2 separate regions of the Mus musculus genome follow, and region 2 is linked to region 1. A link is a loop called in an ENCODE intact Hi-C map of the cell type or tissue named here. Cell type or tissue: heart. All regions are shown on one strand. Each heading gives the region's core, and the rest is flanking DNA. Links, peaks and the distances in the headings are about the cores only.

What was found. Hi-C counts contacts between places; a loop is a spot of excess contacts. Peaks named below come from ENCODE experiments on the same cell type or tissue, not always from the same donor. Only the 100,000 strongest peaks of a DNase experiment are listed, where the experiment ranks them.
Region 2: a loop joins it to region 1, with 2.3 times the contacts of the local background. A loop is called at or near these places in 2 of 42 quality-filtered maps.

The regions. Positions count from the first base shown.
Region 1 is chr6:117,557,623-117,565,301 of GRCm38, reverse strand. It overlaps Gm9946 (predicted gene 9946), which reads right to left and starts at 5,605. Exons shown (of 3, transcript NR_168036.1): 1 at 5,400-5,605; 2 at 2,315-2,473. In heart, for the core only: no CTCF peak of the experiment used is centred there; no DNase peak of the experiment used is centred there; H3K27me3 peaks cover 858 bases.
Region 2 is chr6:117,245,726-117,253,404 of GRCm38, reverse strand. No RefSeq gene overlaps it. Among named protein-coding and RNA genes, the nearest start is that of Cxcl12, 81 kb to the right of the region's middle. In heart, for the core only: a CTCF peak has its summit at 3,977 (motif pointing left); a DNase peak (open chromatin) is centred at 3,964; H3K27ac peaks cover 955 bases.

The DNA of each region.
Region 1 (7,679 bases), core at 1,726-4,225:
AAATATTGAGTATATGTGAAGTGAGAGATCTGGGTTGAACATGCATTTGGAGAATACCTTTTCTTTGAGTGCAAACCATACTCTTTCTCTCCCCTATTTCTCCTTCCCTGTGAAGTAAGCAGCTCGTCTCCATACCTGACTGCCACCCAATCTCTGGTATTCTGCTTGACCACAGCCTGGAAAGCAATGGGGTCAACAGACAATGGACTAAAACTTTCAAAACTGTGAGCTAAAGCATAACTTTCTTTTTTTTCAAACCTAATCATCTCAGGCACACACACACACACACACACACACACACACACACACACACACATGCACACTCTACAATAGTGAAAGTCTAGTCAATACAAAGACTAATCTTGGTGCCATGGGAAGCAAACAAAATAAGGAACTTTATTCATTCTCAAGCAGTTTAAACTAAATATTGATTCACTTGTTAAGTGTTGGATGGATTCTTTAACTTACTTATTGACAATTTATCTTTTCAACAAAACTTTATTGAGAACAATTTCTCAGTAGGTTATGTATGCTTCCGAGGAGAGAAAGATAGGAACAAAATATAGCGCTGACGAGGGAATTCAGCGTAGAAGTCAATCCCGAAGAGCATACCAGATGTACTGATGGTTTGAGGAAAGATCGTGGGGCACGATCCTGAGGGAAATTAAGCTGAATATAAGCATAATGGAGTGAAGAGACTAGAGAGTCTTGCTGTCCTGCAGTGGGAGTTCTAGGCTACGGAGTGGTATGGAGTGGTACGAGTGTAAACAGAGGCTATTGTCTTCCAAAGAGACAGGTGAAGTAGAAATTGGATGGGAAGAGGGTTGGGAGGTTTGTGGGAGAGGGAAAATAGGAACACAGCTTTGTATTCCTGACTGGGCAATCTTTGTAGATGGTCACAGATATAGAGAAGTGGCCGCATGTGTGGGAAGTTCTGTTATGCCTTCCCATACTGGATGGCTAGATCCAAGAAGAAATATGTGTATTTGTGGACTGAGAGATGTGGGTTGAGCATGTAATTGGAGAATCACTTTTCTTTGATTTGTTTCCAGTTTGACAGAATGATTGGAGAACAGTTTTCATAGGAGATGTAATGAAGTCTCTACAGCTGGACATGAACACACACATACACACACACACACACACACACACACACACACACACACACACACACACACAAATAGTGATTGGGAGAGAAGAAACCATTTTAGGAATCATCAAAATGTAAATGAAAACCTGAGAAGAATGTGAGAGAAAGCTGAGCGTGGGCTAGAGAAGTAGACAGAAGACTGGGAAACTGTGGGGTGGGGGAGAGTAAGGGAGAGGGAGAGGCTGTGGGCAAAGGAGTCCACTTCTGTTGAACATTGGTACAGTATGGAGGAAGATGTGCACTGTGTCCTTAATAGATGGCCTCTAACTTCTCTGTGCAGGAGAAGGCTGTCTGATGCAAATGAGCTTCAGAGATTTGAGGACAGGAATCCTGGGCATCTGGCCAGCTTGATGTAGAAGGCAGGATGAGATAATCTATGTAATATGCTTTGAGTACTGCCTGGCAAGATTAAACCCTCAATAAATGTTGCCAGTTATTATAATGGTACCAAATTGTTCAACCCTGTGGGATTGTTTTTCTTGAACAGTGATTAACATCTGGGATATAAGCACAAGACAGTTGGCAGATGTATTGTTTCTGAGGGGATTTTTGTCAAAGAGGGAGATGGAGGAACGAGGAAGCTATGGAGACCATCAACTATGCTGTCCTGTGCAATCTTCAGTGGATTAGAAACTCAAACAAGCAAAGATACAAGGAGCTGTTGGATAACAAGAAAGCGGGCGGTTCTTGAGGCAACAAATTTGATGGTGTTAAAACATGGATGGAGTGGGAGTGACTGAAGGAAAGGAGCAGAGAAGAGAAGGGAGGAGAGAGTGGGTGTTGAGAGCCTGGCTTCAGGAACACAGCAGGCATCACTGATGACAGCGTTCTGGAGAGTTCATGGGCACACATGGCAAGGAGGTGACGGTCCCTGGAAACAAGCTGTTTAAAGGACTGAGAACTCACCCAGGATGACGACGGGACTTGGAGAAAAGGGGTATCAGGTAGGGGTGCTGCAGGCACTAGGAGTGGTTGTCAGGAATGGGTGATACATCTTAGCACTGTCCGAGTTCTCCAGAGGAACAGAACCACCATAGGAAACACAGACACAGAGGCATGCAGGCATGCAGACATAGACAGACAGAGAGACAGACAGACAAACAGACAGACAGACAGACAGACAGACACACACACACACACACACACACAGAGCTCTGCACTCACCTTCACAGACATGACGTCTCTCCATAAGCATAGGATTCAGTGGCTATGAAAACTGAGATGCCCATGGCTTATTGTCTGCAGAACTGGAGAACAGTAGAAGAATTCAGCCTGAGTCCCAAAGCCTGAGAGCCGGGAGTCCTTAGCGATCTCGGGCAGTTCCTGTGATGGTGAAGTACAAAGCAAGACCGTGCTGCACCAGAAATCCTGCTGTGACCAGCTTCATTTCTTTTTCTTTGCCACGTTGTGGGCAGAGAGGGCTGGAGGCCATGCTATTTGGACTCTCTAGCCTCCATAAATCGTGAATTAAGTAGACTTCTCTGTTTATAGATACCTTGCTCTGACAACAGAAGATGGACTAAGACATACTACCTAGTCCAGATGTTCAGAACACTGGGTGGGGCTGCATGGACACACACAAGAGATGTAGGAAGGCCCAATCACAGTAAGACAAGGACATAACATGGGAGTTTGGATAACTGGACTTGGTAAAACATTGTTAAACAGCCTATACAGGCCACCAAAAAGCACTCATTCCTGGGATTCAGGCTATGGACAGCATGAAGTGGAGCTGCTAACACTTATTAAGATAGGACAGAATTGGGAGGGAGTAACTATAGTATGTCATGGGCAAAGAACTGTTCACTAAAAAGCAGTTGTCTCTAACGCACACTAAAATAGATCCTCCCGATAATCTCACCCAGAAATCAGGTCATCAGGCCACACCCTTGCATTCTCTGTCCTGGACAGAGTTAATACCAAAATGCTGTGTCCTTTCAGCAACCACAGGGCTGAGTTCTCTCCCTCCTCTTTGAGGCTTCAGGCAGAACCTGATCCCCTCTCTACTGCTAAGACACAAAACTCCCTTGAATTATAGCTAGTCTTTATCAGAGCCTTCTAGTACATAGGCTAAGTCATAGAGTATGGAACTTACCTCCCATAAAGATAGACTCCCTCCTTTCTTCTTTGGAACTGAAGGGTCTATTTCTCCCTCAGAGACCTTATTGCTCTATCAATGTTGTAACTCTCCTGATCCTTGGGAACTGAAGTGCATTAAAGCTTTCCCCCTTAAGGACCCTACCACAATATTCATGACAGCTAACTTTCCTAATAAGGCTCCAGTCTGAAGGGTTATTTTATCTCAGCTTCCTTCCCACGAGCCTATAGTATACTTTGTCTTTAACAATGTTAGTTTTGTGGAAAATATCCTACTCACTCCACCTTTATTGATATTTCTGGTCAGTCTGACAACCTTATCAATAGGATTTATTGTCACAAACCTGGGCCCTGGAAACCTGATTAGGGTGATGAAGAAAGGGCAGGCACACAGACACATGAACTGAGAAGCTGGGACCTGTGGGCTGTGTGTTCTGATGGAGATGCACCAGTAGCTTGGAGGCTCTGCATATTTATTATACACCACTGGGCAAGGAGGCGGCTTTGCTGTATAGATCTGAACATGTAGGAGGTGGGTGAGCTAATATAGATAGGAGGTCTCTGCAGGGGAGAAGTCTTTTGCTGTAGTCTTCCTAGGAGAGGAAGCTACAATCGATAGTGTGCGCACACACATGTTTTCATTGGTAATATCTGTACTTGGACCAGGGGCAGGTGTTGCCATGTCGGTGGGTCTGAGGCCTTGGGATCTTCATGTGACATGCCAGTACCACATTCCCTCACCATGTCATCTGCTCCCCACAGCTTAGCACATTTCTATGATGAAAAAGTAAGGCTCGATGACGTTAAGCAATTTGCCCACATGTCATAGAATTATTAAACCTTGGAGCCAAGACTCAAAACTAAATTTCTCAGGCTCAAAGACATCAGTGCTTCTTACATTTACTCAAAAAAAAATGTGAAAAAAAAGATTTCGAAGCATCCGTAATCATTGCTTACTCAGTGCCTCGAGACAGAGCTTCATGCTTTGGAAACAGGAGGGAAAGAAGTGGAAATGGCTGTGTCGGGAGCAGGCTGGATCCACTCCAGTGTCAGTGTCCTGGGGGGAAGTCTCCTCTGGTGGTTGGGCAATGGCAGACATTTCTAGTGAAGCAGGTAGAATATGAAGGCAATACTCGCTTCATCTAAGCTGTAAAGCACTTGGTGGAAGAATAGGACAGTATCTCTCCTTCGGGAAAGGCCTGTAAAGATAGCAGAGGAGACAGTGCTTCTACACGGGCGTGCAGAAGGGGCAGAGTATGACTGGGTGCTCATCAGAACATGGAGAAACTCTGCAGAGCTCATCAACACCAGGACAGCCTTGAGACCATTAGTCCTGGATGCTCACAGGCACAGATGATTCTACTCTTGCAGCTTGGGTATCTAAGTGTGAGCCAGTGAAGAGACCTTGGGCTGCCCCGAGCCTACAGATTAGGGCTGCAGAGAAAGTTGGTGATACCAGTTCAGAGGAGACAAGCTGACAGGAGTTACACGCAGTTTACCCATTCAAATGCTGGAGGTGATGGCTGGGGATCTGTAAGATCAGACATTTATTGTTAGCTCAATGATACTATTTGTGGGTGTACATGAAGACTGAAGTGATGAGCAGGTATTTGAAGTCAGGCAGGTGACAGACCCCAGGAAACGTGGAGTTAGAGACAAGACAGTTTTGATCAGACATACTCTGTCATCCTGTGGCATGGATCCGTTCTGATCCACAGGCTGACCACTCTGGACCCTGCCCGGTTTGATCGGTAGACGTAGCTCCAAACTGCCTGGAGAGGTCAGGTGTTTTCCATTTGTCAAGTATCTCATAGCTAGACAGATCAGCTAATGTGTTTGACCTGCCTGGGGTGATCTTCCTGTTGATCTTCCTGTACATCTTGAAGCATCCATCAACCTTGCCCTTGGGTTCACGCACTGGTCCAGCTACAGAACAGCACCCTTCCCCTTCCCCTGCTGCATCCTCTCTGAGGCCAGGGAGCCCTGCATGACATGGGAAGGGAGCCTCAAAAGGGAGACAGAGCAAGATGAAGACAGACTTGGGCAGCAACGACTAAGCCTGCTGGAAGTCTATCTGTTCTGCCATAAATTAGTCAGGGTTCTCTAAAGAAACAGAACTGTTAGAGGCAATATATATTAAGGATTGGCTTACATAGCGTGGCTCTTGTCGTCCAACAGTGGCTGTCTCACACTGACAATCCTCAATGCTGGATACTTTGGAAGTTCCAATTTGGTGCTAAAGGCCAGGAGGATTCTTGGAGAACTGCTGGTCTTCAGTCTACTTTGGGTGCCTGAAGAAGTGGGTTTTAACATCGGGGAAGAACCTGCCAGTGAGAGCGAGGGCAGCCGGCACGCAGTGAAAGTTTCCTTCTCCCACGTCCTTTTATGTGGGTCACCACCAGAAGGTGCTGCTCACGTGGAGGGTGGGTCTTCCTGCTTCAAATAATCTGATCAAGAAAATCCCTCACAGGAGTGCCCAGCAGCCTGGGCTTTAGTTGATTCTAGATCAAGTTACATTGATAACTAAGATTAGTCATCACATTCAGGCAGCTCCCGCACAGGGTTTCCCAGCGTCATGTTGCTAATTGTACAGTTTGGCACGACCTACTGAGTAAGGCTGGTAGAGAACCCTGGGAGCAACGGCTCCTTCAGAATTCCTCAATTTTTCATTTTATCAGCACATAGCTGTGAGCACTTACAGGGTGCCATGTGAAACTTTCATATCTGGTGCCAAGAAAGATCAAAAGGGATGGTAGCATTTCTTTTTCCATGTTTCTTTGATTCTTAAATTACGTAGCCTAGGCTGGCCTGGAACTCAACGTAATTCTCCTGCCTCAGTCTCCCCAAGTGCTGGAGTTATGGGCATGCACTGCCATGGCCAGCAATGTTTCTGTCTTAAACATTTACCCTTTATTCATACTGGGAAACTTTTAAAATCCTCCGTTAGTTCTTCCTACCTTCTGTAGTGAGGTGTAAGTCACAGTCCCCTGCTGCTCTCTGTAGCATCAGAGAATGCTCCTCTGATCTAATTGTAGTTTGGTTTACCCAGTCTCCGCCCTGTTCCAACCTCTGCTTACCACTCCTCTGCTTCCTGTTTCTATGAAATTGACTTTTCAGCTTCCACGTATGACCCAGTTAACCTTGTGTTGTCATGCTAAGCAACAGGACCAAAAACAACTCGTGGAGGAAATGGTTTATTCACTTTACAGCTGATAGTTTACCATGAAGGGAACTCAAGGCAGGAGCTGAGGCAGAGGCCATGGAGGGATGCTGCTCACTGGCTTGCTCTCCATCTATGTTCTTATAAAACTGAAAACCACTTGCCCAGGGATGGCACCACCTACAGTGGCCCAAGCCTTCCCACATTAATCTTTAATCAAGAAAATGCTCCAGAGATTTATCTGTATGTAATTTGATGGAGGTAATCCCTTAACTAAAATTCCCTCTTCCCAGATGACTCTAGTTTGTGTTAGGTTGAGAAAACCAACCAACCAACCAACCAACCAACCAACCAACCAACATTAGGCATGACATATGAGAATCTTATGTATCTATCCTCTGTCCCTGACTTTTTTTTGACTTGACACAGTGTCCTCCAGTTTTATCCATGTTGCCCCAATGATAAGATTTCATTTTTTCTTTTTGGGTGAATGACAGACATCCCATTCTACATTTTCTTCATGCATCGGTCAGCACTCATCTTTGATCCTACAGCTTGTCTGCATGAGGAGTGCCATCTCCCTAAGGGCCTATGCACAGTTATCCAAAGGGCTAGAAAGGTGCTGCTGCTGAGAGGTCTGTACTGATCCAGAGAGACTTTAGGTTCAGGGAAACAAAAAGAGGTGAGCAGGGCTGTGAACATCCAGGAAAGGTCTTGTTCTGCACAGCAGCCATTTGGTCCCTCCTGTTAGCTTACAAGGCTCCTGGGATGGAGGATGGTGGACTGCTGGAGTTTCCTGGGGCACCAAATGTATCCCAGACTCACTTGGGCTTCTAAGGCCTGAAGTAAAGAGAAGACCATCACCTATTCCATGGATTAGGTTAATGCATGGTGCATGCCAGAATGGGAATGTTTCAAATACTTTAGATCAAATAAATTGTTCCTGATGATTTTAGTGTTTTCTGTGTGCTCTTTTAATGTGGCTATGAGAAAATTTGAAATTACACATGTGGTGTATATCACACTTCTACTGGGCTATGCTAGTCTATGTTATTCTTAAATTTCTAGAACTTAGATAAGAGAATATAACCTCCCAATATCTCTGTCTCTTTGTCTCGGTCTCTGTCTCTGTCTCTCTCTCGCCAACATTATAGGTACTTGAACAGTTGGACCCTAACTTTGCTGAGCTATTTTTTTTCTCTTGCAATTCTAATGCATAGCCACAGATGCCTCCCATAGCCCTTGGCAATTTTGTTTTGAGACAGGGTTTCT
Region 2 (7,679 bases), core at 2,628-5,127, 310 kb after region 1:
CTAAGATAATGAAATTCTCTTCCCTTGCTCCTTTAAAAACCTCAAAATGTGACTAACTGGATACACACCAAAAACATGGGAGAGTGTGTAAGGAGCTGAAGCGGCTTCTTGAGATCCGCAAGATGGGAGCTGACATGAAAGGAAGCCCCAGCAAGTATGCATTACTTCTCAGTGACAGCCCCAGAGGCCATCACTCCATCCACTAGAGACGGTGCTCGGCAAAGGAGGGGTTGTGGGCAGGAAGGTGACTCGAGACCAGCCTCTGCTTCTCTGAGGACAGATGCAGTTTCACCGTTATAATCTTATCAGATTCCATGTCATCTTCTTGGAAACCCATGAAGGAAGTTGTCTATGACAGCCACACCTCACGGAATCAGGAGGCCATGGGAAAGCAGAGAGTCCTTTGAGGTTGCTGGCCTCAGTTCTTCTGTTGGGATGCCCTGGTCTGCTCTACACTCACCGATACTAAACTTGAAACAGGAAATTATAGACTGAGTTACCTCGGTACTATTAAAAGGAGGAGGTATGGTTGTGAGTGGTGAATCATGGGAGAGGAAGACATAGCAGATAGTGGGATGAATAAAAGGCTCAATTGTCCCATGTCATCTCAACAATCAAAAAGTGTAACAAAACCTCGGGCGAGCATGCTGGCCATGGTTAATGAGATCACTAACAAAAGTGCTAGAGATAACCTAATTCTCAAACACTTCAAAGCATGGAAGCTGGGGAGCTTTGGCTCTCATCGTGTACATGATTGACAGAATGTGAAGAAATGTATCAAAGGAGATAAGGCATTGCTTAGTAACTGGGGAGGGGGATCCTTCAGAACCATCACCAGCAGAAGGAGTGAAAATTCTCTGCATGATTGACAGCCTGCAGGATGGGATGGTGCCACTCTAACCCTCTGGAAGACAAAGATGCCCTACGAGGGAAGAACACTGAATCCACCTTCCATGCCACACACTCCAGCTGAGCAACACTGCACACCCAGAGAGCTGGAGTTCAAAGGGCTGGTGGCAGCAGAGCTCAGTGCCCAAAGGACAACTTACCATATATGACTAACACAGAAAAAGGTCAGAACTCATTGCATACTCCAGTTGCCACCAAGTGTATGTACGATCATAAACACGTTGAAAACTCTAAGTTGAACCACCATCAGGTAGGAAATATTGAGACTGAGATTCCTAATAAAAATCAGTAGATTTATATTCTAAGTCCTTTCTATTTGATTTGTTCTAATATTGTGAATAATATTATTTTAAAAAGTGATCTAGAGCCAATTTGCTAGCTTTCTACTCTATAAATACTTGCTGGCTTCTCACAATGAATATTCCGAAGAGACATCCCTGAAAAAGTTATAACTGACACCCCTGCTCCCAACCCTCAGGGACACAATCTACCATTGAAAAGTCTGTTTGTTATTCACTAAAGGAGGGTGCCACTGTGCCCTGGGGACCACATGGAGAGCACTGGTTGCTTACAAGGCAGAAGGGAGGCAAGCAGATTTCATTTGGGTTGTTTGACAACCCCAGCCTGTCCCGATTGGCTAGTTTGCACTTGACAGGCGATTTGGCAGGCATTAACTCGCCCATGGGAGGAGCCATCAGGGTCAGGAAGGTTCCAGATGCCTAAGCCTCAGAATACAGAAAAGACAAGACATGGTTCAAACACCTTCTGGAAACATTTCTCTTGTCAAACACCCCTGTTCATCGCCCGCCTCAGCAAAATCATGTTAGAAAGAATACTGATTGCTAGACGCCGCCAGCTTGCCTGCGTGGCCTGCTAGCCATCATGACCAGGTGTTGACAGAACCTTCTGTCTGTACTTCTGCTTTTAGCCCCGCATCTCCAGCTGGCTGTGTCCACCCCTGAACCAGGAGCAGCGTGTGAGTGGACAGTGAAATCTCAGGGGGCAACTCCGATGGCCCTGGTCCCTGCACAAGGGCAACCATCTGGACTGGATTCAGTCAGCAACGACATGAGTATAGGGGCCCTGAGACATCATTTTAGGCACCATTACCACTGGCAACTTGTTTGCACACTCTCCTTCTCTGTGTTCTCTGTTTTGTTTTGATACACTGGGACCTGAACTGGGTTTTGCCCTAAACTACATCTCTAGCCCTAGATTTTTACACCCCCCATCTCCCAGACTGATCTCCAATCCCTGTCACTAAGAGAGCATCTTTTGCATCTCTAAGCAATTTTCCCCTCTAGTCTCACAGAGCCAGTCTGAACTCTGAACACCCTCATCTCAACAATAATAACATGTCTGTCCATGCTATAATTTTTAATCGAGAAGTTGGAACTAGAGCAAAGGGTATCTCAACCCTCAAAGGGAACCCAGCGACCACCTATATGTATGTAGATAGCTAGTATAATTTTTCATAACACAAATACTCTGACTTCTAGACAGCACAATCTGGGGCCAGCCATCCTCACTTTCCAGTGAATGGTTGGCAGAGCTCTCTCAACTATTTACTCAATAATTTGTTTAAAACTATAGGGTTGCAGCTGGGTGAGCGTTTGCCTTTTGTTTGTTAGTTTTCCCCTCTAAGAATCATGTGCTACAAACAAAGGTTGTTTGTCCTGCTGGAAGTTGTGTGGACGATTTTTTTTTTATTTGGATTGCTGTCCTTTCTGGTCTGCAGGCAACTGGTTTTACAGGCCACCTTAGCTCTCTTCTGTGGACTGCCACGTCCCCTCACTGGCCTGCTTTCTGGTTTACCCAGCTGTGCCAGTAGGAAAGGGAACAGCTGGACATAAACAATCACACTGCTCGCACCAGGTACAAAAAGGGCTTGTGTCGCTCCTTTGGGCATTTCTGGCTTCCTAGAGAAGACAGAAAAAAAGCAAGTTTATAATAAGCAAGGCCTTATGAATTGTGACCGCTTTTAATCTTAAACAGACACTTTATCTGCTAAAATCCCAGAGCTCAAGAATCAGCCTGCAGAAGAATGACCATTGTGGTTTCATGAGAGGGAGGAGAGGAGGAAGGAAGGGAGAGAGGAAAAAAACTTCCACTCACCCTGAGAGGACGAAGGTGCCTATGGGTGAATGCACATTGCCACTCCCCAAGAGCTTTCTGGCACCAGGAGAAGGCACTGGCCTGTCTGTTTAGTGTTCAGCTGGCTCACATGTAAGGGCCCACAGGATGGCAGGACAGGAACAGAATGATGGAGATGCCCAGGGACACAGCAGGGAGTGTCTGCAGTCTACAACTGAACCGTGTCCAGACACCCATGGCTGACTCTGTGACAGAGGAAGCTGATTGGCTCTGCTCTGTGACTGAGAAAGCTGATTGGCTGAGGTGGAGGGTGTTTGGGAGTTTCCCCCTTTTCTTCTTTCTGTGGAGTCACCTGAGATGGCTAAATTTGCTAAACCTACAGGAGACGCTGAGATAGACAGAGCCGTCCAGCTGTAATTTCCTTCGGTTTACCCCCAGGAAAACCCGAAGATGACCTGTGGCTTTGTGGCTATAGAGCCCTTGGGCCAGCCATTTCTGAGCAGTTAATTCCCTTGGAAGAGGGAGAGAAAAGCCGTTCCAGCTCCAACTCCTTGGTTGGTTGTTCCTGGTCAGTTGAGAGGTTAATAAATGAAAATAAGCCCCACACAGGATGGACAGGGCAGCCTGCGTGTGTCAGAGGTGAAAGGGCGCGGGGAACAAACACGGGATGGGGTATAAATAATCAGGGGAAACTCCAAAGAAATGAGACCCTGAGAAGTACCAGGGCTGTGCGCTAGTGTCCCTCTGAGGTCTCTGAGGTCCTTCGGTGTTCTCGCTGCCTGCCAAGCTCACAAGCCCTGTCTGCGGGGATTTGCACTTGTGTAGGTAGAGAACCCATTTTAGGTAAACTCCTTGCATTTTCCCTCAGGATCTGGCAACCAAGTTCCCTGTCAATTGCTTCCATAGCTCATCCCCTACCAATTTAGGAGAACCCCAGCCTGCGCCCTTCTGGATAGCGCCCTCTGCTGGCACTGGCAGGGCTGACCGTGCAATGGCCTGGTCTCAACCCGGGGCAAGACACATCAATCTGACTACACACCCACACCGGAACCACCTTAGGTGCCCATGGGAGGCAGATGTTCAGACTCCGCTCGCGCTTGCACAGACATGTTGTTTATCAGCAGCCCATTCTGCTGAGATGCTGGCTGTCAGAAATGGTTTCCGTAAGTCTCACTCCTTTTCTCCTACCTCTGTTTTTTCACCTCACTTTGGACCTACCACGGTAATCCTGAGGTATTTGAACAGAATTGCTATCTAACCCAATTCCCTTCTTCCTAACCTCCCTGAACCTTCCTGAATCTCATGTTTCCTGGCAAACTGATTGTCAAACCCCTCTCCACTGTGGCGTCCAGTACACAGGAACTGTAGGTAGGGTCTGAGCAGTGTAGTTCAGGGGTGAGCTAGAACCTTTGCCAGAGGGGCATGCAGACAGGGACACAGCAGTTCTGTGCAGGAAGTCCCACTTGTGATACACTTCTAATTCATGTTCAGCTAACTCGTTTCCTATCTGCTGATAGCTAAAGTCAGACACTCTTTCCACAGTCATTCCTCTCATGAGCCAGACAGTTGCTGTGGCTGTGCCGCTTAACACTTGCATATTAACCCCACAACCTACATGTTAGCTTCTACCCTGATTTATTTTGTCCATTGTTGCCATCTGTAGTTTGAGAATCCTTAGTCCAAAAAACAAAAATAAAAAACAAACAAAACAAAACAAAATCCTCAATCCCAAGTACTCTAATATCTGAGTTTAACTTTGAAGCATTTCAGATTCCCAGATTTGGAAATATTTTACATTTTGGATTTTCCTATTAGAAATGTCCAACCTATGAAGACTTTTAAAATATTCCAAAAATCTGATCAAACCCCAAATCTAAAGTACTTCTCACCGTATGTGTTTGCATGAGGGGTGCTTGGCTTGGACAGAGGCCATCCGGGATGTTGAATTTTGTATGTTTCTGGTATGGACAGGAGCACCTCTCAGACCCACTTGATGAGTGAGCGTTGTAGGTAACTTTTCTATAGCCCATGCTTCTCACCGGCTCACCTTCACAGAGGGCCCAGCTATAGCTGAGCATCCTGGGTACATTTTGCAGCACAGGGGTCCACCATCTCCCATCACTTTTCTCGGGCACCCATAGGATCTTACATGTTGCCTTTTGATGGATCAGAAAGCCTGTGCATGTTACCTTGTTACATGCCAAGAAATCCAGACACCAAGGCCACCACCTTTGTCTGATATGCAACCTAATCACTGCATTCTTTTTTTTTAAATATTTTTTATTACGTATTTTCCTCAATTACATTTCCAATGCTATCCCAAAAGTCCCCCATACCCTCCCCCCCACTTCCCTACCCACCCATTCCCATTTTTTTGGCCCTGGCGTTCCCTTGTACTGGGGCATATAAAGTTTGTGTAATCACTGCATTCTTATTCTTGCCCTGCTGTGTGGTTTAGGGCGACAACCTCCATTGCTTCTCATTGTCCCTAGATACATAAAGGACTATCTGTTCTGCCCCAAGGTCTGCTCTCTTCCCTGATTCAGACAGGAGCCTACGGCTGTCTCTGGCATTACGGCAAGTGAGCACTTTGTTTTTCTCCTATGCTTTCCGGCAGTGCCTAGTCCAGCCTGAAGTGTCTCAGGTCACGAGCTTTTCCTGTGTCCCTGCGGAAGCTGTATCAATCTAACAATAGATGCCTTCTTAACGAGGCCTTCCTGGTGTTCATTATAGACTGTCCTGCACTGGTTTTGAATTACTATTCCTTCTTGCAGTCTCTGCTTTCTAGCACAATAAACTCCCACCTCTCTAGGCCGTGCCCAAATACGTGTGTATGACGTATGACAGAGGTGCCTGTTTTGCATATATATTATAATGCGTACTAGAATATCTACATAAAGAAGTCATCATACTTTCAATTACAAGAAGTGTTTGCTGAGGCCTGCATGTGTTCCTGTAGAAGAGTATGTGAACCTACCAGATCTCATTAGTCTATGGAATGAAGCCTGGGGCTGAGTCATTTCAAATCTTCCTCCCAATTCCTCCACACGGCGCACAGGTGATCACTCACCAAAGAGCTCCCCTGTCTGAGAGTCATCATGTGTGCTTATGATATTAGTGGTTGAAGATTTTTTTATTAAAAATGCTTAGGTTCAAAGGGGTTCTAGATTTAAAATTTTAGCATATTTGCACACACATAAAGAGCTATCTTAAAGATGGGAGGCGTGTCTAAACCTGAGCTCATGTTAATGTCTCCTGTGTTCCTATCCATGTAATCATGTCCCAACAGCTCCACACTCCAACAGCTTCGAAACAACTCCAGGCCATCCAGCCATTTTATAAGAACGCTCTGGCTGCTCAGATGAGTGCCAGGGTTTCCTGACTGGCATATAGTGTAAAGAGGTCAAGGCCTTGGAGGGTACCACTGCAAAGCTAAGGGCACAAGACTCCAGAACCCTGCGCAATTCATCCCAAAGCCTTGACAATGTCTAGAAAGAGATAAGAATGCTCTAGAAGCAGAACAAAGCGTATCTCTTCTAGAAAGGCTGCCCATCATGATTGTGTTTGTATAACCACATTTTATAACTGAACAACATAGAAATATGGTTATTGTCTGAGAGTAGGAAACAGACGGAGGAGTCCCAGTCAAAACTCTAATAACGTGAGGCCAGACATAGCACAGGGGTTGAAATGTGGGAATAGTTGTTTGTCTAGAAAGAACACTTCTATTCTTTATCAATGTAATGGTCGTTTCTTTCATTATGATCCAACACCTGACAAGATTTGACTTAAAGGAAAAATATTTAGGCCCATGCTGCCAAGAGGGCCTCATCTGCACCAGTGGAACTACTGCAACCAGGATCTGTGTTGATGTCTGTGGCTTGTGTTACCACCAAAGGTCCTGCATGCAATGACTGTGAGCAGTGCTGCAGCCTGAAGTCATGTTAATGTCCCGAGTTGGGGGGAGGGGATGCAGGCGATTACTGTATGTCATACTGATGTGAGTAGCTTATGGTGCTACCTAAAGCTATGATGTTCATGGTTTGGGCTGCCTTAAAGGGCCTTCTCTGGGTCCGTGGTTGTGCTGCAGCTGGGGGCCGTGTTTGTGGTCTGTGCTGTTGTCGGAAACTGTGTGGAAACCCATGATCTGTGCTCCCATTGACTGTAAAGTGCGAGGGAGCTAGGGATATGGATGACTGCAGACACAGTTGAGAAAGAGGGACATAGAAAGCGTCTGTGGCCCCTACCCCTACCCCTCCAAAAAGTAACAGCCTAAACAGGAAGCCGTCAAAGAGAACTCTTAAAAAGTACGATAAGGATGCTGAAGTTAGCTCTCCACAATTGACAGCTTCTGATGAGGGTGTAGGAGGGGCAGGACTCTGTTCTATTTAAGGCGCAGGCCACTGAGAGTTTGACAATGCTCCGGCAAATATATAGAAAACACAAACTGAACTTTTCTCTTCTTTATTATTACCTTCAGAATTTTTATTTTGGGGGGTTCACAAGGGTAAGGTGGGCATGGAAAGATTGGGAAATGAGTGTGATCTGGTGTATAATGTGAAATTCCCAAAGAATTGATAAAAATATTATGTTAAAAATAAAATAAAATAATGGAGGAGAGTGTTTGGGCTTATAGAGTGAAGTGTGATATGTCGTGCTGAGGGAGATGTGATGGG